Regions from separate parts of the Homo sapiens genome. Here region 2 is linked to region 1. Evidence: chromatin loops called from intact Hi-C (ENCODE). Cell type or tissue: chondrocyte. All regions are shown on one strand. Links, peaks and the distances in the headings refer to the core of each region. The heading gives the core; the rest is flanking DNA.

Region 1 (10,933 bases), core at 4,478-6,977:
GTTGCCTGTTCACTCTGATGGTAGTTTCTTTTGCTGTGCAGAAGCTCTTTAGTTTAATTAGATCCCATTTGTCAATTTTGGCTTTTGTTGCCATTGCTTTTGGCGTTTTAGACATGAAGTCCTTGCCCATGCCTATGTCCTGAATGGTAATGCCTAGGTTTTCTTCTAGGGTTTTTATGGTTTTAGGTCTAACATTTAAGTCTTTAATCCATCTTGAATTGATTTTTGTATAAGGTGTAAGGAAGGGATCCAGTTTCAGCTTTCTACATATGGCTAGCCAGTTTTCCCAGCACCATTTATTAAATAGGGAATCCTTTCCCCATTGCTTGTTTTTCTCAGGTTTGTCAAAGATCAGATAGTTGTAGATATATGGCGCAACTATATCTACGCCATATAATAATCATAAATATAACTGCTGTGAACATTCTTGTACATATGTTTTTGTGGATTTAAGGGCTTGTTTATGTTGGGCATATACCTAAAAGTGAAGTTGTTGGGTCATAGGGTAGATGTATGCTTAACTTTATCAGAATGGGGCCACTTTGGGGGTTGGGAGACTCTGTAGTCAAGGGCTCTTCAGAAACATTCTCTTTCTCTTCAGCTGGCCCTGACATTCATTGATTCCTTCTAGGATAGCTCAGGCATGGTGCATCCCTTAACTCTCTCTCCTTTCCAAGGGTTTCCAAATGGCTTGCCTTTTATCGGCATGAGGACAGGGCAGGGATCAAAATGTACCAAATCATATCCCATGATTAACTCAGTAATCCTTGCACCTGGTGGTGCTGGGGGAAGGCTTCCCACATGTGGCTCTTAGAGAATCAGGGACTTAGCCATGGGATTTGCGGTCTCTTGCCTGGAAGGACAGTATTTACAGCAGGTGATCAGAAGCACCACCTCAGACAACTCTCAGTGCTGGGACTTTGGGGCACTGTAGCCCAGATCACAGCGGGTAATAATGGGTTCCTTTATACCCAACCAAGAAGAAAGGCAAAGGATTGAAGAGACATGAGCTTCAAAGACCCCTAGAGGGTCTAGAGGCAGGACTGTTGCACAGATTTGAGAAAAGCATTGCCCAGGAGACTGGAGACTGCCCTGGACTAGACATGGGACCTTGGTGAGCCATATCACTGCTCTGTGCCTCTGTCTCTTCCTCTGCTAAATGAGAGGCACAGATTCATGCCTGCAACACCCTTTCATCCTTCCCACGTGGTCCCCCATTCCTATTCCCCTGATTGGCATTCATCCCTCAGGACTGGGTGAAAGCATGACTCTGGAAGTCCTTCCTGGCTGTATAAGCAGAGTTTGGCACTTTCCTTGGAACTCTTCCCCATGAGGCAACTGCTGTGTTCCTCACATGGCATCCTGTTTGCCTGTCTCCTGCTCTCTACTGTGAACTCCAGGACTTCAGGGATGCTGGGCTGGCACAATGCCTGGATCACATGTGATACAAATCTAATACATATTTGCTGACTCAATAAACAGTAGACCTTTAAATTTTCAACCAGCTAAATAATTCTGTGGGAAGGAGTACTTTCTATGGACATATATACTGTCATGAAGTGACCAACTTTACAAAACAGGTGTTTTATATTGAATTGATTGAACAGGGCCATAGGTTTACTTCCCTGGGCCAATTAATTTGGTATCTCTGAAGGTAGGTGTTGGGGAGTCAGAATCATTTTTTTCACAGTTCCCCAGACAATTCTAATACACAGCTTGGGCTGAGGCTGAGTACCACAGATCTAGGAAGCTGCTACTTATAGAACCAAGGGAAATGCACTTTAGCAAAATAAAGACTCCTTCTAGGAAGCAGATAATCCCCTCATTCATCTATTCTGCAAATCCAGATTTTTAAAAAGCTCTTGATGCTGATATAATATCCTCCATTACCAAAACCTCTGGGTCACAGGCTCTTTTGAAATCAATGCCTCCTGATTAAAAAATTACAAGAGCCTCTTACAGATTGGGCACAGCACACTATGTTGATGCTTGGAAAGAGGGGAGCCGATGAGAAGGAGAACTCTCCTTACCTTTCTCCTGAGAGAAGGTGGATCTGAGGCCCCCAAACTGCCTTTGTGATTGAAAAAAAAAATCCTAAGCAGAACATCTGTGTGCAAACCCACCTAGCAGTGGACACCATCATCATTTGGCTGCTGAACTGTTCTGCCATGTAAGGCCAAAGGTCAATCCCTTGGCTTAATCAAATCCTTTCCTATGAAAGAAATATGCCCCACAAATAAATGCCAAATATATCTAATACGCTATGAGGATGTGAAGGAAAACAGCACTTACAGACTATAAAAATGACCAATGACATGTTGCAGTAAAATAACTTATGCAAAGGATTTTAACGTTCCAGTGCTTGGAGACTCTCCGAGCTGCCAAAAAGCCCTTTTTTAAATTCCAAAAACCTCTTTATCATTTGCTCCAAAACGGAGCAGGCCTTGCTTCAGGTTAATAGATTATTTTTGAAATGTAGAAGTAGTAATAATAATAGTGGTAGTAGTACTTGATACCATTTTCTGAGTGCCTATCATGTTTTAGGTAAGCAAGAACTGGGTTCACACTCTGGTGGTCACCAGGTCTGTGGCCTCGGCTCAGTGGCTTAACCACTCAGGTTTCCTCATTTGTACCATGAGGATATAAATAATACCTCCTCCCAGAGCTGTTTTCAGTCTCTGCTGGCCCATTGCTCTGCTCTACAGATGAAGTCACACCCTCGCAATCATGGTTCTCACTGGATGCTCAATGTTTGTAGAGGTTTTAAGTGGTTTCATTGATTTCATTAAACAACATTGCTGGATTTAACAGAACAAATATCCTGTAATTATGTTAGCTAATATCTTTTTTGGATACAGTGGTCAAGTTTCAGAGGACACGTTGGACCTATGAGTCATACTATAATGAGAAACACCTGGTATCCTTAGGTATTCTATGTCAACCCCTAGTTTGGCTCAAATTCAGATCACTGCCCTTTGAGATTTTGTCTAGTCCAGGGGTCAGCATATCTGGCTAGCATCTTGTTTTTGCAAATAAAGTCTGTTTATATATAGTCAATGGCTGTTTGTGTGCTACAACAGCAGAGCTGAATAGTTGCAACAGAAATAGTGCAGTCCATGAAGCTTAAAATATTTACTATCTGACCATTTACAAAAATGTCTGCCAATCCCTCCCTGGTCTAGTCTGCTGTTTGCCAGTACACATCACAAAAGAACTTGTTTGAACTTCAGAGGTAAGAAGAGCAAGCTCTTTAGGGTAACTCATCCCCTTACTGGTTTGCATGTGGACGCCAGTGCCTTCTGCACAGTGGGAAGTGTGATTTGAACTAGTGCCTCTTGAAATATCTTCTTTCGGATGGTGCTGCTGTCATAATCATATTGCTGTCAATAAAGAAACATATGTTAAATAGTAACATTACAATCTGTTGACTTATGTTTACTCAAAAAACTCAGCCACCCACTTCACCTCTCTTTTCCTCCTAATGTCTGAGAACTCTTGTATTTCCAAGGCCTCAGAGATCTTTCCATGTAATTCCCTCACACTGCAGGCACAGGTTATAACTGATAATGACCCATCTCACTCTTACCTTTTACAGGTATGGAAACTGAGGCAAGATCAAAACAGAATGGTGAGTTCTGCATTATAAAGAAGTTGGGGATAGAACTGGGGGGTGAGTTTGTATTTTATTACTCCTGTCCCAGGTAGGTCCATGGAAACCATGATCATCTATTACTCCACATCTTCAAACCAGGGTCAGTGGGTTGTAATGATTTGAACAAGGGAAGAGAAGGCCTGGCTAGTGGCTCCATTAACACTGTGACATGTTAACCAAAGAAGTTCAGTATCCAGAACAAGAAAGATGACGATTCTGTCTGTTCTGCATTGGACATCCCAACATGGAGACCAGGATTTAATTGTGGATCTCACTTCAAGGGGATCACAGATAAATAAGAGTATAGTCATAGGCAGCGAGAAGAATGGTCAGGCCAAGTGAAGAATAGTTAAAGAGATGAAGGTGTTTATACTGGAGATAATAAGTTAGGGCAAGTTATAACTCTATTCAAACAACCAAAGGCTGCCACGTGGAAGAAGGTTATGAATGAAGGGGGTAGAACTGGAATAACCAGTGGTGAGAACTTTGGCCTAACATGAGAAAGCATGTTCTTGCTGTCAAGAACTAAAATGGGCTATCCTGAGAGGTAGAAAGTATCCTGCCAGTGCAGGTGTCGGAGCACTAGTGGGACCACCCCTTGAGGGAACCTGCTGAACACTGAATATGAAGTTGAACTAAAGGCACTCAAAATCTCTTTGAAACCTGAGGTCCTAATATTTCAACACCTTTCTACATTTTTTCTTCCTTTCTTTCTGTACGCTAAAGCATTTGACACTGACACTATCTTTTTTTTTTTAGTTGCATTGCAATTTCATCATTATGTGTGTTATCATGAGCAATATTGGTGTTTTTTTTTTTGTTTTTTTGTTTTTTGTTTTTTGAGATAGAGTCTCACTCTGCCACCCAGAGCTGGAGTATAGTGGCACAATCTCCGCTCACTGCAAGCTCCACCTCCCAGGTTCACGCCATTCTCCTGTCTCAGCCTCCCGAGTAGCTAGGACTACAGGTGCCCACCACCACACCCGGCTAGTTTTTTGTATTTTTAGTAGAGACGGGGTTTCACCGTGTTAGCCAGGATGGTCTCGATCTCCTGACCTCGTGATCTGCCCGCCTCGGCCTCCCAAAGTGCTGGGATTACAGGCGTGAGCCACTGTGCCCGGCCCCAATATTGTTTTTAATATCAATGATTTAGTTGCTAGAGTTTCCTCTTGCCTGTGAGGCATCAAGATCAAGTCTGAAATTCAGAGACCACCCCTAGGCTCTGTGGGACTTTGATCTTCTGTTCCAAGGCAATGTTTAGGGGAACTAGAAGGCAGTAAAAAAAATTAGTGGACTAGGTGTATGATCGTTTATCCTTAAGCTCACCATTGATCAGCCTGTTGAGCTTAATTAAGTCACATTAGCTTTTACAGAATCAGTTCCTCATCTGTACAATGGGGGAATATTCTAGTTAATGCACAAGTTCTTGTGGGGATCAGGTAAGAGGCTTTAAAATATAACATATATGTGAAAGCTCCTATTATTAAAACTATTTTAATAAACACTCTGAAGTACATTTAAAACAATTTCATATGGTAGATTTCTTTTCTTTGGAGTATTTCCTTTGCCATGAGGTTCTGATTTTTCAAAATCAATAAATTATTCGCCAGTTTAATGGATTTTACTATATTGTAACCTCTTTGAAGAAAGAGGCTGTGCCTTGCCTACTTTTACATCCCATGCAGTGCTTATAGTGGACAGCTAATACGTGTTTGTCGAGTTGGATCTCTATGAAGGCTGGGACGCGGGGCCTGTAGCTGTGGGTAATGATGCTGAGGACCAGCAGTGGCCGCTAGATGGCAGAAGAGGCATGGAAGTCACACTGGAGAAACTGCAGCGGACTGACAGTCACTGGACTTGGGAGAGAAAGGAGTGGGGAAAGATTAGAGCCAAGGAGAGAACTTGGTATTTTCCACTTTACAAAAGAAACAGGGGTCACGTTCTCTTTTTATGCTTCCCACAAACAAGAGAACGGTTTTACCTTTAAGACTCGGAGTTTAACCTTCTCAATGGCAACTGCAGTTTTGGAGGCCTCTCCTTGGAGATGTGGGGAAAGCAACTGCTCAAAAGTGAACACTGCATTCTCCATTAGCTAGAAACCAGAAGCGACACAGAAACAGACAACAGTCAGGGGCTGGGATCACCACCCACAGGCCTGGCTAAGTGGGACTGCAGAGTAGGGGCCATCAGAGATGAGTCCCCTCGGCTGCTATTCGGTGGGGGTACCCAAGGCAACATCACCCCATCACCAGGGCTGTGAAACAAATGGTCACGTGGTCACAGTGGGAGCAGGAAGAAGTTGGAAAACCCAAGGCCATGGGACTGAGCAAGCATTCTGTCATCTCCCGTGGGCACTCCTATTCTTTGATACCTGCAGCCACTGATTAAGGGATGAGGCTGGAGCCTTCTTCAACTAGTTTTTGGTGGCACCTCCACTTTAAGTAGATGTAAACCGCTCCACAGCTTATCTCTCCCTCTCTCTGCAGGGCTGGGAAGAGAGGCAGGGTCAGGGATGGGTGGGGACAGTGGCTGACATGTTCATGGGTCAGAAAGCAGAAGTAGTTCAGGTATCTTATTCTCTGCACCTTTGCCTGTGTTCCCGTCACCAGGGTCCAGTATTACGAAAGAGACTTCTGCTAAACTGTTGCCCAATTTTGTTCCTCGTTCCTCTTTCATCCCTCACAACTCAAGGGTTAGTTAGCTAAAATGTATCACTTAATCCTGCCCATAACCTTTATGAAAAAAAAAGTTCTCCTTTCTTCCCCAAGCCCGTGGTCCCAAAGCATCCAATATATACCTTTTTTTTTTTTTTTTTTTTTGAGACACGGTTTCACTTTGTCATCCAGGCTGGAGTAGTGCAGTGGCACACTCTTGGTTCACTGCAACCTCTGCCTCCAGGGTTCAAGCGAGTCTCGTGCTTCAGCCTCCAAGTAGCTGGGACTACAGGTGTGCACCACCATGCCCAGCTAATTTTTTTGTATTTTTAGTAGAGATGGGGTTTCACCATGTTGGCCAGGCTGGTCTTAAACTCCTGACTTCAAGTGATCCACCCGCCTCGGTCTCCCAAAATGCTGGGATTACAGGCGTGAGCCACTGTGCCTGGCCACAATATATACCTTTATCATACCTTCAACATTGTAGTGAATTTATCTAAGAATTTGTCTCACTCAAGCTCCCTGAAGTGGGATCTGGTACAGTGTCCGGCCCACAGTAATCTCTCCTCAGAATATCTGTGTGAAATGGCATGGTGTCCTTTAGAGCTTTGGTGACCGTACCCCTTATTCATTTAGGAAACACTATAATACGGAAGGAGTTTGTGCTATTCATTCCTGTTACTGGGGAAAAGGTTCCTTATGAAAAAAAAAAAAAAGAAACCTGTCAAGTAGACTCAAGAAATTCAAATATGAAGCTGTGATTGATTGATTGGTTTACTCTTAATTACGTTAGGGAATTAATTTAAGCCAGTGGCTCTCAATCCTGGCTGCATATTAGAAACAGTAGGAATCAGGGTAGGGAAGTTCTATCAAAAAGTAGCCATATAGGCTGGGTGTGGTGGCTTATGCCTGTAATCCCAGCACTTTGGGAGGCCGAGGTGGGCAGTTCACTTGAGGTCAAGAGTTTGAGACCAGCCTGGCCAACACAGTAAAAACCCCATCTCTACTAAAAATACAAAAATTAGCCAGACATGGTGGCACATGCCTGTAGTCCCAGCTACTCAGGAAGTTGAGGCAAGACAATCACTTGAACCCGGGAGGCAAAGGTTGCATGCAGTGAGCCAAGATCATGCCACTGCACGCCAGCCTGGACATCAGTATTTCCCCCAGGTGATTCCAATGTGTAGCCAAGGTTACAGCACTGATTTGACAAATCAAGTAGTTATCAATTAATGCTACTTTATTTTTCTGAGCTATGTCTTGTCTATGATGTTCATCCACATGGATGGAAGATGAAGCCAGTGGAGGGACAGAACGTGTCCTCCCGCAACATGATGGCTAAAGAGACGCGACGTATTTCCCTGAGCTACACTAGCAGCTGGTCTCACTGGCCAGCACCCATTTCTCTGCTCTCTCTTTACCCTCATCCACCACGGATGCCCCTGCCACACCCACCTCCTGCATGTAGTTCTGTGTCCTCTGAACCACCAGATCAATGTGGGGGAATCTGAAGCGGCTCTTGAGATCCTGCAGGCGCTCGTGAAGCAGGTTGACTTTAGTATAACAAGGTTCCATCTTCACGGAATGCAGCGGAAGATTCATAAGCCGGTCTAGATGCTGCATTTTGGTGAAGGGAAACATTAAACACCCTCAGAATGAGGAGCGGTATTGCATATATATTGCATATTACATACATTCTAAGCAATCAAATGCAAGTTGTTAAAGTGAATCACTACTTGGATCCCTACATCTGTGACACCTTCAACTGTCTTATTTTCCTCCTGCAGTGGGTTCCTAGGGTAGCTGTAATGCTAGGACAGAAACCAGCAGAAACACCAACTGGATGAGAGGAAGACCCAGCGGTGCACCCACGGGGACTCCAGTCTTTGTAAGCTGTTGATGGACTCTAATCTCCCACTTCCAGAGCTCAAGAACCAGACAGGTAGGCTCTGATACGTGGTTGCTGCTGGGCCCCCAGGCTTCCAAAATCTTCTTTAGTGAGTGACACTCCTCTCAAAAAACGCCAGGGAGGTCAGGATGCTCCCTGGACTCCTGGACTTTGGAAGGGAAGCCAGAGTTCCTCACAATTCTATGAGGATCTGCCAGGGCCCACAGGGCTTCTCTCTGCTATAGGTTGCTTTAGGTGCTAGTGGATGGGAAGTGGATAGGCAGAGCCCTGTACTGGGAGAGGTATCCAGTTTGAAGAACTGGGGTCCCTCCTACTCTAGTTTGCACTCAGTCAATGAGGCCATTGGGCTTCCAGCATCATACCTCACCTGCTAAAGCCCTAAAGTGTTATCAACAAATGTTGTTGCAACAGAATGCATTCTGTTTTCCAAGCTTAGTTTAAAATCATTTTTTAAAGGAAATACTGGAGGTTTAAAATAAACAGGGGAATGGGTGGAGCAGAAGAAGGCAGAAAGAAAGGTTCTGAAAATGGAGGCTCTAGAGAGAACTGGGGAGTGAGGCAGGTTACATATGAATAATATAAGATGCACTGTCCGACTTTCAGCTCACGCAGAAGAGATAATCTAGATTTCTAGATTTCTCTAAACAGGAATTTTAAGAGGGCCCACTCTCATTATGCTTTAAAGGGAAAATACTGCTCCCTTTATGAAGTGAGTTATGGAGAGGTCCACTGAAGTGAAGTAAGGATCAAAAGCATGCTGTGGAACTTGCAGCTCCTCACCAAATGGAATGTGTCTATTTTTAAAAAATATCAATTAAGCAGACAGAAGAGGAAAAATGGGTTCCCACTTTGCTCCTATCAGATTGGCAAAAGTTTAATCAAATGATAACACCTATAGCTGATAGCAGTATGGGGGAGAAAGCCCTTATCATACACAATTAGTGGAAATGTAAAATTTAAATCCTTTTTTTTGAAATGCAATGGAAACATTTTTTAACATGAGAAATGTACTTTCAACCTGGCTATCTTGTCTTAGGAGAATATACTATAGAAATAAATACATCAGGGTATATGTGTGTGTATATATATATATACACATATATATGTGTGTGTGTATATATATATACACATATATATGTGTGTGTGTATATATATATACATATATATGTGTATACATAAAAATATTAATTTATTATGCTTTATTCATAATGCCAGCAATATTGAGATGAATGAATAAATCATGGTGTATCCATACATGAAACATCATGCAGCCATTACAAAGAAAGATTTAGAGCTAAAACAGTTACCTTGGAAACAGTTTCATGGGGTATTTTTGGAAGAGAAACTGATAAGCAGAGTAATGTATAAAATATAATCCCATTTTTCTTAAAGCAGACAATCTAAAGTCTAGCCTCTAAGGGTGTGTTTTATGTGCTAGATAAGAATGGGGAAAATACAGAATGGCATATGCTAAGTTGTTAACACGAGTTGCTTGAGGGGAGGAGGTGGCATTGGGGAAGGGGAAGAGTGAAGACAAGTAAAACAAAACAGGCTGCAATAAGAAACCCCAAAACATTTCTAAAATGATCCTGTTAATGCACAATTATATATGTGTATATATGCATAAAGAATAAAGGAAAAGAAATAGAGACATCTGGTTTTATCTACTGACTTGTAAGGATGTTCATCATGATATGTCAAGTATAAAACCAAGCTGCCAATTTATATCTTTTTCAGTGATTCTTAAACTGTAGGGTACACCAGAACCTCTGGAGGTCTTGTTAAAACAGACTCCTGGGCACTACCCCTAGATTTTCTGATTTAGTAGATCATTGGTGGGGCCCGAGAATTTGCATTTTTAACAACCAGGTGATGATGACACTGCTGGTCTGGGGACCATACTTTCAGAAATATTGATCTGTTAAAGCAAACTAAATACAGCCTGAGAAGGACTCCATACTTCCATATTTTAGTCCTTGTGGATGAACTGTAAGAGTCAGATAAAATTGAAAACCTAACTTAGTAGTATGCACCTGTAACAATAACTGAGTGTTGACCAGTCCCAGCAGCCATACTTCAACTACTCATAGACTGCTAAATGTTCAAATAAGGCAAATGCTGAGTTGTAACCAGTCTCACTATTTCTGTTCCTCACTTCTGATTCCTGTACGTCACCTTACCTTTTTTGTCTGTAAATTTATTCTGACTGTGAGGCACCCCCGGAGAATTTGTGAATCTGCTGTGATTCTAGGGACTGCCCGATTTGCGAATCATTCATTGCTCAGGTAAACTCCTTTAAATTTAATTTGGCTGAAGTTTTTCTTTTATCAGATGGTGTCAGAAGCAGGATCCGAAGTGGAGCTTCTAGTGACTCCCAGGAGCGCTGAGTGAACACACAAGGTACCTGCAGGTCCCACCTGTGTCCATTGATCTCTCAGAGCGGCTGGGGATCGCGGTAAGCTCCCTCTCGGAATTTGAAGCTCCATAGATTTGTGTTTTGAGCTCTCTGAGTTTCTTCGAGCAAGTTTCTGATCCAAACTGGGTTTGTAGTCATGACAGAAACTGGACTGGGTCCAGGAACAGATTTGATCCAGGAATTAACTGGCTTGGACCCAGTCAGAGGCCTCGTATATCTGACTGGGTCAGAAAGGAACTGGTAGTAAGCAGTAATATTGCAGGGGTTATAAAATTTGGCTTTTGAAAATTCACAGGGATTTC
Region 2 (10,933 bases), core at 5,551-8,050, 860 kb after region 1:
GATTCCCCCGTGTCTCTGCTGGTCAGTGTCATGATATCCCAATTTGAAAGTTGTGGCTTATTGGGAGATCAGGTTACAAGGGGCTCAGAGAGGTGAGTATCTAGCTTTATACAGAGGGACATTCTTTAAACATATGAAGAAGGTTTAGATGATTGGAAATAAAAAAAAAATTGATAAATGTCCAGTATACCAGGTCCCTTGTCTTGCAGTTTTCCTGAGCTTCACTTTATGGTTTTATACATAGTTCATTCAACAAAAATTTATTGAGAGGCTAGAGGGTTCTGAGAATATAACCATCAATGAGGTACTTCCTGTTCTTCAGGATCTTACGGATACTCAGCCCTGTAAAGAGATAAATCATAATAAAACTGAAAGAATGTAGTAATACAGATATGAGCCAATGGTTCAAGAAAGTAAATTCCTCCCTAATCTAGTAAATAGACTATATTCTTCCAGTTACCCAGGAAATTAAATTATTCTACAATAATTTTCTAGGTTAAATAAATTATATAGTTATTTGTCTGCTTAGTAGTAGTTTAGGAGTTCTGACACACACACACACACACAAACACACACACACACCCTAGAGGAACAGGCATTGTATTCTTACTGGAAATAAACTTCTCATTTTCATGCCTGGTAGAATAAACATTATTATTTTTCTCTTCTTGTCCAATAAACATTTAACAAATGAAAATACTGGATTGTAGTGAATTTGCTTGGTTTGAAAATATAAATTTGGATTTATTTTATTCTTATCTTGAAATTTAACAATGAAGGTTAAAAGTAAACTTTCACTTTTTCTTTTCTTTCTTTCTGTACAAAGATATGTACGTAATAAAATATTCTTCAATTGTGGTCTTTGCTCAGACATATATATTAGAAATAATAAGATCAGACATGTTTTTAATATACTGAAAGGAAATACGTTTTAGTTGCTGAAGTCCCATGGGAAAATTGTGAAAGGAAGTTTGTTTTCAGTTCCACTGTACACGGACCCTGTCCCGGCTTTTAAAAGCCTTTCCTGGCTGGGCGCGGTGGCTCACGCCTGTAATCCCAGCACTTTGGGAGGCCGAGGTGGGCGGATCACGAGGTCAGGAGATCGAGACCATCCTGGCTAACACGGTGAAACCCCGTCTCTACTAAAAATACAAAAAATTAGCCGAGCGTGGTGGCGGGCGCCTGTAGTCCCAGCTACTCAGGAGGCTGAGGCGGGAGAATGGCGTGAACCCGGGAGGCAGAGCTTGCAGTGAGCCAAGAACATGCCTGGGCGACAGAGCGAGACTCCTTCTCAAAAAAAAAACAAAAAGAAAAAGAAAGCCTTTCCCTCCCGCCAGGCGCTACTCCCTTGTGCTCTGTGTCCTGGGCTTGACTGCAATGGCGCAGGCTGGGGTAGCTCGAGGGCTCCTCTTCTCTGTGGTGTTTGCTGCTCTTTCTTTCTTCCTTCCTTCCTTCCTTCCTTCCTTCCTTCCTTCCTTCCTTCCTTCCTTCCTTCCTTCCTTCCTTTCTTTCTTCTTTCTTTCCTTCCTTCCTTTCTTTCTTTTCTTCTTTTTCGAGGCGGAGTCTCGCTCTGTTGCCCAGGCTGAAGTGCAGTGGCGCGATCTCGGCTCACCGCAAGCTCCACCTCCTGGGTTCAAGTGATTCTCCTACCTCAGCATCCCGAGCAGCTGGGATTACAGGCACCAGCCACCATGTCCAGCTAATTTTTTGTATTTTCAGTAGAGACGGAGTTTCACTATGTTGGCCAGGCTGGTCTCAAACTTCTGACCTCAGGGGATCCACCCTCCTTGGCCTCCCAAGGTGCTGGAATTACAGGCGTGAGCCACTGTGCCCGGCCGTCTTCTAATAATTATAGTTACCATATACTGAATGTTTCTGACAGGTTGCTGAGCTCTTTATAATCCTCACACCAACCTTTGTAGGCAAGTATTATCAGTAGTGTTTCCATTTTACAGATTCATGAACATTATATGACTTCTTTAAAATCACACATATGTTACTGGGATTTAAATTTAGATCAGTATGATCACAGTGATGTATTTCTGTTAAGAAATAACTTCATTTCTGCAAACTCCTGTGCCTTCCCTCTAATTTGAGATTATTCATAATAAACTATGTGTCTGTATATTTTCTTTTCTTTTCTGGGGTTTTAAGTTTCCCTCTTTTCCTTCATTCATTTTTCAGAACTCTTTTCATTCATTTGTTTCTTCTTTTACTTTATAATTCCTTTCCTTGCTATCTGTAATAGTAAACCATGCACCAAATTTGAGGTAGCTGTGGTTAGACCAATTTAGTTTTATATATAGGCAGTGGCCTGCATGTCCTGGATGCAAAAATGAATCAAAATAAAACAAACCTGCCCCCAAAAAACCCTAGCCTATGTAAAAGTATAAGAAGATAGGCTGTCTAGGGCTGTCATAACAAATTATTACAAACAGCATGGCTTAAAACAACCGAAATTTATTCCCTCACAGTTCTTGAGGCTAGCGGTTTGAAATCAAGGTATTGACAGGGCCAGGCTTCCTCTGAAGGCTCTAGGGAAGAATCTTTCTTTGCTTCTTCTTAGCTTCTTGTGGTTCCTTAGCCTCTGACGTTCCTTGGACTGTAGATGCATCAGTACCATCTTTGCCTTTGTTGTTACATGGCCCTGTGTGTGTGTCTCTGTGTTTCTTCTCCTCTTCTTGTAAGGAAATCCAAATGTAATTTGGATTAAGGGCCCACGCTGCTCCAATATGACCTCATCTTAACTTAACTAATTATATCTGCAATTACATTTATTTTCAAATAAGATCACATTCTGAGGTTCCAGGGGTTAGGACTTCAACATATCTTTTGAGGGGACACAATTCAACACGTAACAGCCTGCTACCATTTATGTTAACATTAATTTTCCTTCTTGTGATTCCTTAGAGGTTTGAGTTTGTGCTGTCATTAAAAAAAAAAAGTGTGAAAAGTAGCCATAACATATAATTATATTGAGGAAAAAAGTAGGTAGGCCTTGAAAAATTATTTACTGAGCATCTAATTGTGCCTGGAGCTAGGCATTGTGGAAGATATAAGAGTAATAAAATCACACCATTGTTAGAAAAGCGAATTCTCAGGATCCAGCACAGATCAAATGACTCCGAATCCACATTTTAGCAAGAGCCTAGGCTGCAAGGATCAAAATGGCTGGGTAGCTTCACTGACTGAAGGGCAGCTGTTCTTATACTCTGTTGCACTTTAGAAGAGTCATGATGGCTGGGCTGCACCCCCATGAAAATTAAATAAAAATTTCTGGGACTGGGATCCAGGTAACAGTATTAAAAAACAAAAACAAAACCCTATATGCAGTTATAATATTGCTTCTCAAATTACAAAGCACATACAAATCACCTGGGATCTTGCTAAAATGCAGATTCTGATTCATAGGTCTGGGTGGACCCTAATAACTTGCATTTTTAACCAGTTCTCAGTTGATGCTGTTGTAATTTTATTTCTCTTGTATTCCCCACAATGTCTAGTTCATGAACAAGTAGATGCTAATTAAATATATTTTGAAAGGCGAAATTTTCTGATTTCAGAATTAGTAAATATTTCAGATGTAAAGGAAGAAATAGGCTTCACAATGTTTAATTTGAAAGTACTTCAAAGGAAAAAAATTTTTTTTCTCAGACTTGAAGAAGGCAAAAACACTTCAAACAAAATGTCCTTTGTTTTCTCAGGATTCTCTATGAGAAAATAGACTCAATAAGAGATAACAGCTTGGGTTGTTTTTCTGTTTCTCTTACACAGTTGCTTCAAGTCTCATTATTAGGTTCCCTGGGTACAACACTCAAAGATCATTCCCAGACTGTATTAAGTTCCTGTGGAGTGATTATTTCATTACAAGCGATGTATACAGACTGATGGCTTGATAAACAATAGATCACCCAGAACTCTATTATGGTTCACACCGCTAATGTATTGTTTTCTGTTTCATAGGAAATACATCCCAGATTTGTCTGAGAGATGCTGTTTAGGATAAGAGTTATGTGATTTCTCAGTTCCCGATCAAAGTTTAAAGTGTTTGACTTGATTAAAAACCATTCTTCTTTAAAACAGAATCCATTGCAGACAATTTCAGATATTTGTTCTTAGACATTCTAGGAGTAAGACTATAAAACATACTACTCTGTAGATGTGGCTTATCATTCTTACTTCCCTTATCCTCTTTGCTGTAAACCTCCACACGCTTTTTTTTTTTAAGAGACTGGGTCTTGCTATTTTGTCCAGGCTCGTCTTGAACTCCTGGGCTCACGATATCCTCCCTCCTCAGCTTCTGGAGTAGCTGGGACTACAGGCGCATATACCACTTTGTGGTTGATTTTTTCCTATCCTCTTTTTAAAAGGTGTTTTTTACCTCTGCTTTAGAGCAAAGATGGTATAATTCATCTAGTTTTATAACAAATGTAAACCAGATACAATAATAATCTACTCAGACCTGTGTGTTCAAATGCAGTTCACACTCAGCATTGCACTAGATGTCCCTGCCCTCCATTCCTCCCTCTATTTTTCCCTCCATCCCTTGGGCATTTTTCCAAGTCCACATTATTCTATTTGATTGTCTGGGTATTGATATGTGTTATCTCTATGTTCTAGGCACTGAGCCCAGGGCTAAGTATACTGTGATGAATAAAACACACCATTCCCTAAAACCTTCCTTAATTTTCTCTTTTGTTGAACTCCTCATGTACTTTTAGTGAGTACAATGACATTTAGGATTAAATTGTTCTCTAATTTTTCTCCTGTGATCTATTTTTGACTTGCTAAGTAGATCAAAGCCTTATTGAAGATTTTGCATTGGTAATATTCACAGAGAAAATGTATACCTGAACTGCTGGAGAGGCTCTGGAAAAGTATAGGAGCACCTGTCCTAACTTTTAGGGTCATGGAAGACTTAGGAGAGGACATCTAAGCTAAGTAGGATAAGTAGAATGTAATCAGGTGAAGATTGAAAGTGGGGAAAAGGCTGGCAGAGTGTAGGATCCCATTCCATATTCAAGAAGTGGTTTTGCAAAGAGAAGATAAAGTATAGCATATTTAAAAGATGCATAGGTACTTCAGAATCACCAAACACAAACTGCAAGGGGGTAGATGTGGAGAATAAGGTACACCATGAAAAATATACAGGGACAATACAAAAGAGCAAGATGAAGGGTCAACATTGTGCTATAGAAACAAAATTCCCTAAAGTAAGTTTTCTGGTTTTGTCAGTGACTTTATAGGCTGTGAGATAGAGGAGGTCAACCCTAGTTGGAGCAGTATGCAAAGCAGAGATGGCCTTATATTGCGGAGTGCTTTGGATAGCCAGAGAGGTGGAGGGATCGACTTCAGTCTGGGAAGACCCCCTGAAAAAATGCCCAGTGGCTGGCAGTCATTTTGATGGGCTTTCTGCCTGAAACAGGGATTTCTCCTCAAAGGCAAATGAGATACAAATTTACCCAATGGCACATCCTAATAACTGAAGCAGGAAGACAAAACAGGTTCCTCAGGTCCCCACTCAACCAGCCATTTGCTAGAACACAAAATTATCTGCATTCAAATGCCAATTTTTTTTGAGTCACTGAATATGCTTTCTTTGCCTTTTCATTATTTCTTAATAATAATCATATAGCACTGACATCATTTATATCCAAGTTTGCAGTTAAATAGATCAGTTAATAAGTTGTACAAAGAACGGTGTGTTCTATACTGAAATAAGTGGCAATGATCTTATCTTCAGAGTATATCATCATCTATTTGGTTCTCAAAAACATCATCATCATTATAATTACTTTATTAATTCTTTTAGCTACTATTTTTTAAAGTTCTTTTTATGTTCCAAGCACTGTGGTAAGTGCTTTACAAACTGTAAGAGACATAAAGCTTTTCTGTATGTCTAGCCTCCCTTCCTTCTTTCAGAAATAATGTCTTTTTTTGTTTGTTTGTTTGTTTTGCTTTTAGGAGACCAGCCGTTTCTCATTCTCACTCTACGCAGTCAACTCCATGCATTCACAGTTTTACCCTTCTCTCTCTCCAGGCTTTATAGTGGTGGTAGTCATGGGACAGCACAGGACGCAGGCCTGGCTTAGGTGGGCACATGTCCTAAAGTGGTCTGAGCCATACTGAGGCCTGCACTTTTGCTGGAGCTATTGGAAAAGAGGTCCCTGGGTATAAGAGCCACTTAAATCTGGAGCGGGCTGAGCCCACCTGGTACCATGAGAAGAAAATCTGCCAGATATTGAAGTCAACACACAAGAAAGCAGAGCCAGGAGATGGAGACAAGGCAATAGCATCCTCAATATATTAAATTCCAAAGCTGGCTGTTCCTGAAGAGAGTATGTATCTGGACCTTTCAGCTATGTGATCCAATATATGTCTCTATCTTTACAAAACTACTTTGAGTTGGGCTTTTGTTCTTGGCTGCTGAAACAGGCAGAGCCATTATATGACTAAAAAGCTCCTGTTCTTAACGACCAATATCTCCAAGGATATTGGAGAAATGCTGGTGAAATAATGTGAGTAAATTTAAAAAGGAATCCCTCTTCACCTGCCCCCAAGTTTCGTGAGCTTTTTTAAGGGTACGTTTTCCATAAGGAATGTGCTTACTATTGCAGATTAGCAATGTGTTAGTTTGTCCATACGAAAGCAAGTAGCACTTATTTCCTTGTGGACAAGTGCATCCCCTGTGGTCCTGCTAGTACTATTTCAGTCCTAACGGGGTGATCAAGGGTTTGAGGCACCCTCTCAATACAAGCCCCAACCAAGGGAGGGTCCTAGCTCTTCTCATTTGAAAATGGTAAGCAAGCACTTCTCACTTCTAGATGGGAAGCCTGCCGATAACAAAAAATAGTTTTGCTTAAATATAGGCAGGCTTGAATTTGATGAAATGGCCCCCTCCGGTGGTTAGAGCAGCTGCTATAGTCTCCTTCCTCCTTAAGGTGGGAGACCTAAAATGAACCTTACTTAGTCTATTGCTTGTAAAGCCCACTGTTCTCTGAAATTTACTGCTTTGGTAAAATCTGCACAACTTAGAGTGCAGTGACAGCTGTATAACCGCATCGTTCAAGAAATCCTCAGTGTGAATGACTTTTAAATATTGGATGGATTGCCTTACATTCTGGGAGTGTTACTTTCACCCTCATTTATAAGGGGAAGCTCATAAAATAAGCTTCTCAGGAGTATACATTAATAAGAACAAAACAACCTTAACACAGCAGACTAATTTATCTATGTTTAATCTGTCTTGTAAAATAGCAAGATTAAAATGGAGGTACGTCACAGAAGATCAAAACATGTAGGCTCCTTGAAGTCCCTGCACATTTGGCCTAAATGCTTCCTAGCTCGTTTTTAAATCAGCTGATGTGAATGAGAAGTTATTTTTAAAAAATCAGACAATCAGAGTGCCCTGTACTAGAAAGAGACGACCTGTATGTTTGCTGACCATTGTTCTAGTGCTTGCTAGGGAAAGTTACCTGGAATTAGTAATAGAAAGAAAAGAACACATTATGGATGCTAAGGATAATTCTTCTTCTCTCTCTTAAATTTCATGAGACTTAAAAGGTGATTCTACAGTTTTTGACGTGATTCTTTAAAATATTTTTAGAAATATTTTATTTTATTTATTTATTTTTGAGATGGAGTCTCGCTCTGTCACCCAGGCTGGAGTGCAGTGACACGATCTTGGCTCCCTGCAATCTCCACCTCCTAGGTTCAAGTGATTCTTCTCTCTCAGCCTCCTGAGTAGCTGGGAGTACAGGCATGCACCACCATGCCTGGCTAATTTTTTATATTTTTAGTAGAGACAAGTTTCACTGTGTTGGCAAGGTTGGTCTCAAAGTCCTGACCTCAAATGATCCACCCTCCTTGGCCTCCCAAAGTGCTGGGATTACAGGCATGAGCCACTGTGTCTGGCCCAGAAATATTTTAACTTAGCACTTTGGTGTCAGATTCATAGGAGCCAATGCATACAAAATTATTTATTTCGTTTGAAAAATAATTCTGTAGAGGTCATTGCAATGTTGAGTTCTTGATCTTTAAATCCTTTTAAAATTTTAGATGGGCATTGCTAACGGGAGAGATACAGTTCACACCAAATAGATACCACGGATCATTCTCTTTTTAAAGTGTTCCTCTTTGAGATTCCCCACCCCACCTCCCCCCACTTTGCTGTGCCTCCATTCTCAACAAGCATCTTAAACATTGTTTATCCCCCATCCTCTGTCTTTGGCCATCTTCTCAATATATACCCTCCTTCTGAGTGTTCTCATCCAAACTCATGGCTGTATTTACTATCCATCACTGTAGTTTCCTAAATTAATATTGCTATTTAAAATTGAGCTGTACCCTGACCTTCAGAGCTATACATAAAATGGGCTGCCCAACATCTACTTGAATGTCCCATAAGGATTCAAATTCAGTATAGCAAAACTGAGCTTAATATATCTTCTCCCTGAATTTAGTTCCAGTTCATTTCATGGCCTCAAAACCCCGTATCTGGGAAACATACCAGAATCTTTCCTTACCTTCTTCCACAACCAACCGGTTACTATATGCTATAATATTTACCTTTTTGGCATTTCTGGTATTCGTCTTCTCGTTACCATCTTCACTGCTGTTGCCCTCATTGAGGCACTCATCTCTTACCTGGACTATTATAAGAGATTCTACTTTCAACTGAACAAACACATTGTAGCCAGAATTGCTTTTCCTAAATGCAAATCAAATCACGTTCTTCCCCATATCCCTCTTTTTTTTTTGAGACAGAGTCTCATTCTGTCAAGTGATTCTCCTGCCTTAGCCTCCCAAGTAGCTGGGATTACAGGCACACACCACCATGCCTGGCTAATTTTTGTATTTTTAGTAGAGACGGAGTTTCACCATGTTGGCCAGGCTGGTCTTAAACTCCCGACCTCAGGTGATCTGCCCGCCTCGGCCTCCCAATGTGTTGGTATTAGAGGTGTGAGCCACCATGCCCAGCCTATGTTCTTCCCCTTTTAAGACACTTCAGGGTTGTTGTTGTGTGTTTTTTTTTTTTGTAAGCATAAATTTAAATTTCTTGATGCATCATACATGATCCTCTACATCTGGCTACTGACCACTTCTCTATATCAGTTGTCTATTGCCCTGATAACACTGTGTAACCAACAACCACAAAATCTCAAGGACATACTTAAGAAACATTTATTATTCCCTTGTCTAGGCTGGTCTGCTGTGGACTTTGCTTGATCTTGGCTGGAGTTGCTCTTATGTCTGGAGGTTGGCTGGCCTTGGCTGGTCTAGAGTAGACTTAGCTGGAATAACTGGGGCAACTTGGCTCTGCTCTATGTGTTCCTTGTCCTCTGGCTGACTAGCCTGGGCATGGTTAATGGGGATGACAGAGATGCAAGAGAGAGCATAAGCAGAAATATACAAAGTTTCTTGAGGCCTAGGTTCAGAATTGGCACATCGTCATGTTTGCTAAGTTGTATTAGCCAAAGGAAGTCCTAAGACTGGCTCAGATTCAAGGGTTCGGGAGACAGATTCTGCCTCCAATTAGGGGAACTGCAAAGTCACATGACAATGGGTTGACTACAGGAAGTGGGGGAGAATTAGAGTTTTTATTGCACTGTCCATCATATATTTCAAGAAAGCTTCCACTTTCTTCCTTCCTCAGGACAAACAAGGAACAAAGAAACTCTCCACTGAAATTTTCAAATTTCATTACGGATAATGCAAGGAAAAGGAGAAAACGTCAAAGGAACTATAATTTCAACACCCTTGTAGAGAAAATAATGTATCTATGGAGGAAAATAAGTACAGGGTACTATGAGGAAATAAACATTAGGAGAATAGAAAAGAGACATTGGGAATTAAAAATATGATGGCAAAATAAGAAATTCAGTGAAAAGTTTGGAAGACAAAATTGAGGCATTTCCTGGAAAGCAGAACAAAAGGCCAAAAAAAAAAAAAAAAAACACAAAGAACACTAAGAAATAAAAACAGTCAGTTCAAAATATTTAAATCTGATTAATAAATGTTTTAATTTCAATTTTAATTTTTTTGATACAGTTTTGCTCCTGTCACCCAGGCTGGAGTGCAATAGCGCAATCTCAGCTCACCGCAACCTCTGCTTCCTGGGTTCAAGCGATTCTCCTGCTTCAGCCTCCCAAGTAGCTGAGATTACAGGCACCTGTCATTACACCTGGCTAATTTCTGTATTTTTTAGTAGAGACAGAGTTTCACGTTTCACCATGTTGGCCAGTCTGGTCGCAAACTCCTGACATCAGGTGATCCACCTCCCTCCACCTCCCAAAGTGCTGGGATTACAGGCATGAGCCATTGCGCACGGCCCCTGATTATAAAAGTTTTAAATAAGGAAAGGCAATTATTTAAAAAATAAGAAAATGCAGATGCCCAGGGTTTGCTACTGGAGAGATCTGATTCAGAAGGTCAGTAAATTGAATTAATACATTAATTTTGTATCTTTCCTTCAGCTTCTTTGGAACACTGAATATGAAACACAAAGTAGAACTTCAGAACTGATGAACTATTATTAGAAGTGGTTTGATTTGAAAATGTGGAAGTCAATTGTGGGAAGAGGGCATAAGGATGGAGATAACTATGTTTAAAACTTATTTTGAAAGTAGACAACAGCTAACATTAGTGTTCCGTGATGACGGGAAGTGGAGACAATGCAGCTGCTAAATGAGTCCCTTTAAATATTGACATGACTGACTCTAGTGCGACATGTTTAGTAGGAAGTGGGAGAGGAAGTAAAAATAGACCAAAGCAAACATTTGCTCAAGATAGACGAAGAGCAATACATCCTCTCTGTGCCCCTCCACCCCTATGAAAACATGGCTCTAAGCTTCTGACAACTTTTTTTCTCCCGTTTCTATTGTTATGGTCATGGTCATGATTTAGCACATTCTGGTGACTTTCATATATGCTC

What was found. Peaks named below come from ENCODE experiments on the same cell type or tissue, not always from the same donor. Only the 100,000 strongest peaks of a DNase experiment are listed, where the experiment ranks them.
Region 2: a loop joins it to region 1, with 5 times the contacts of the local background. A loop is called at or near these places in 21 of 110 quality-filtered maps.

The regions. Positions count from the first base shown.
Region 1 is chr1:184,800,313-184,811,245 of GRCh38, forward strand. It overlaps NIBAN1 (niban apoptosis regulator 1), which reads right to left. Exons shown (of 14, transcript NM_052966.4): 10 at 7,762-7,923; 11 at 5,634-5,744; 12 at 3,273-3,380. It also overlaps a transcript of LOC107985238 not described here. Among named protein-coding and RNA genes, the nearest start is that of EDEM3, 51 kb to the left of the region's middle. In chondrocyte, for the core only: CTCF peaks have their summits at 5,441 (motif pointing right) and 5,640; a DNase peak (open chromatin) is centred at 5,442.
Region 2 is chr1:185,663,637-185,674,569 of GRCh38, forward strand. The region is part of intron 1 of LOC107985239 (a long non-coding RNA gene); the gene reads left to right. Among named protein-coding and RNA genes, the nearest start is that of GS1-204I12.4, 23 kb to the left of the region's middle. In chondrocyte, for the core only: CTCF peaks have their summits at 6,886 (motif pointing left) and 7,086; no DNase peak of the experiment used is centred there.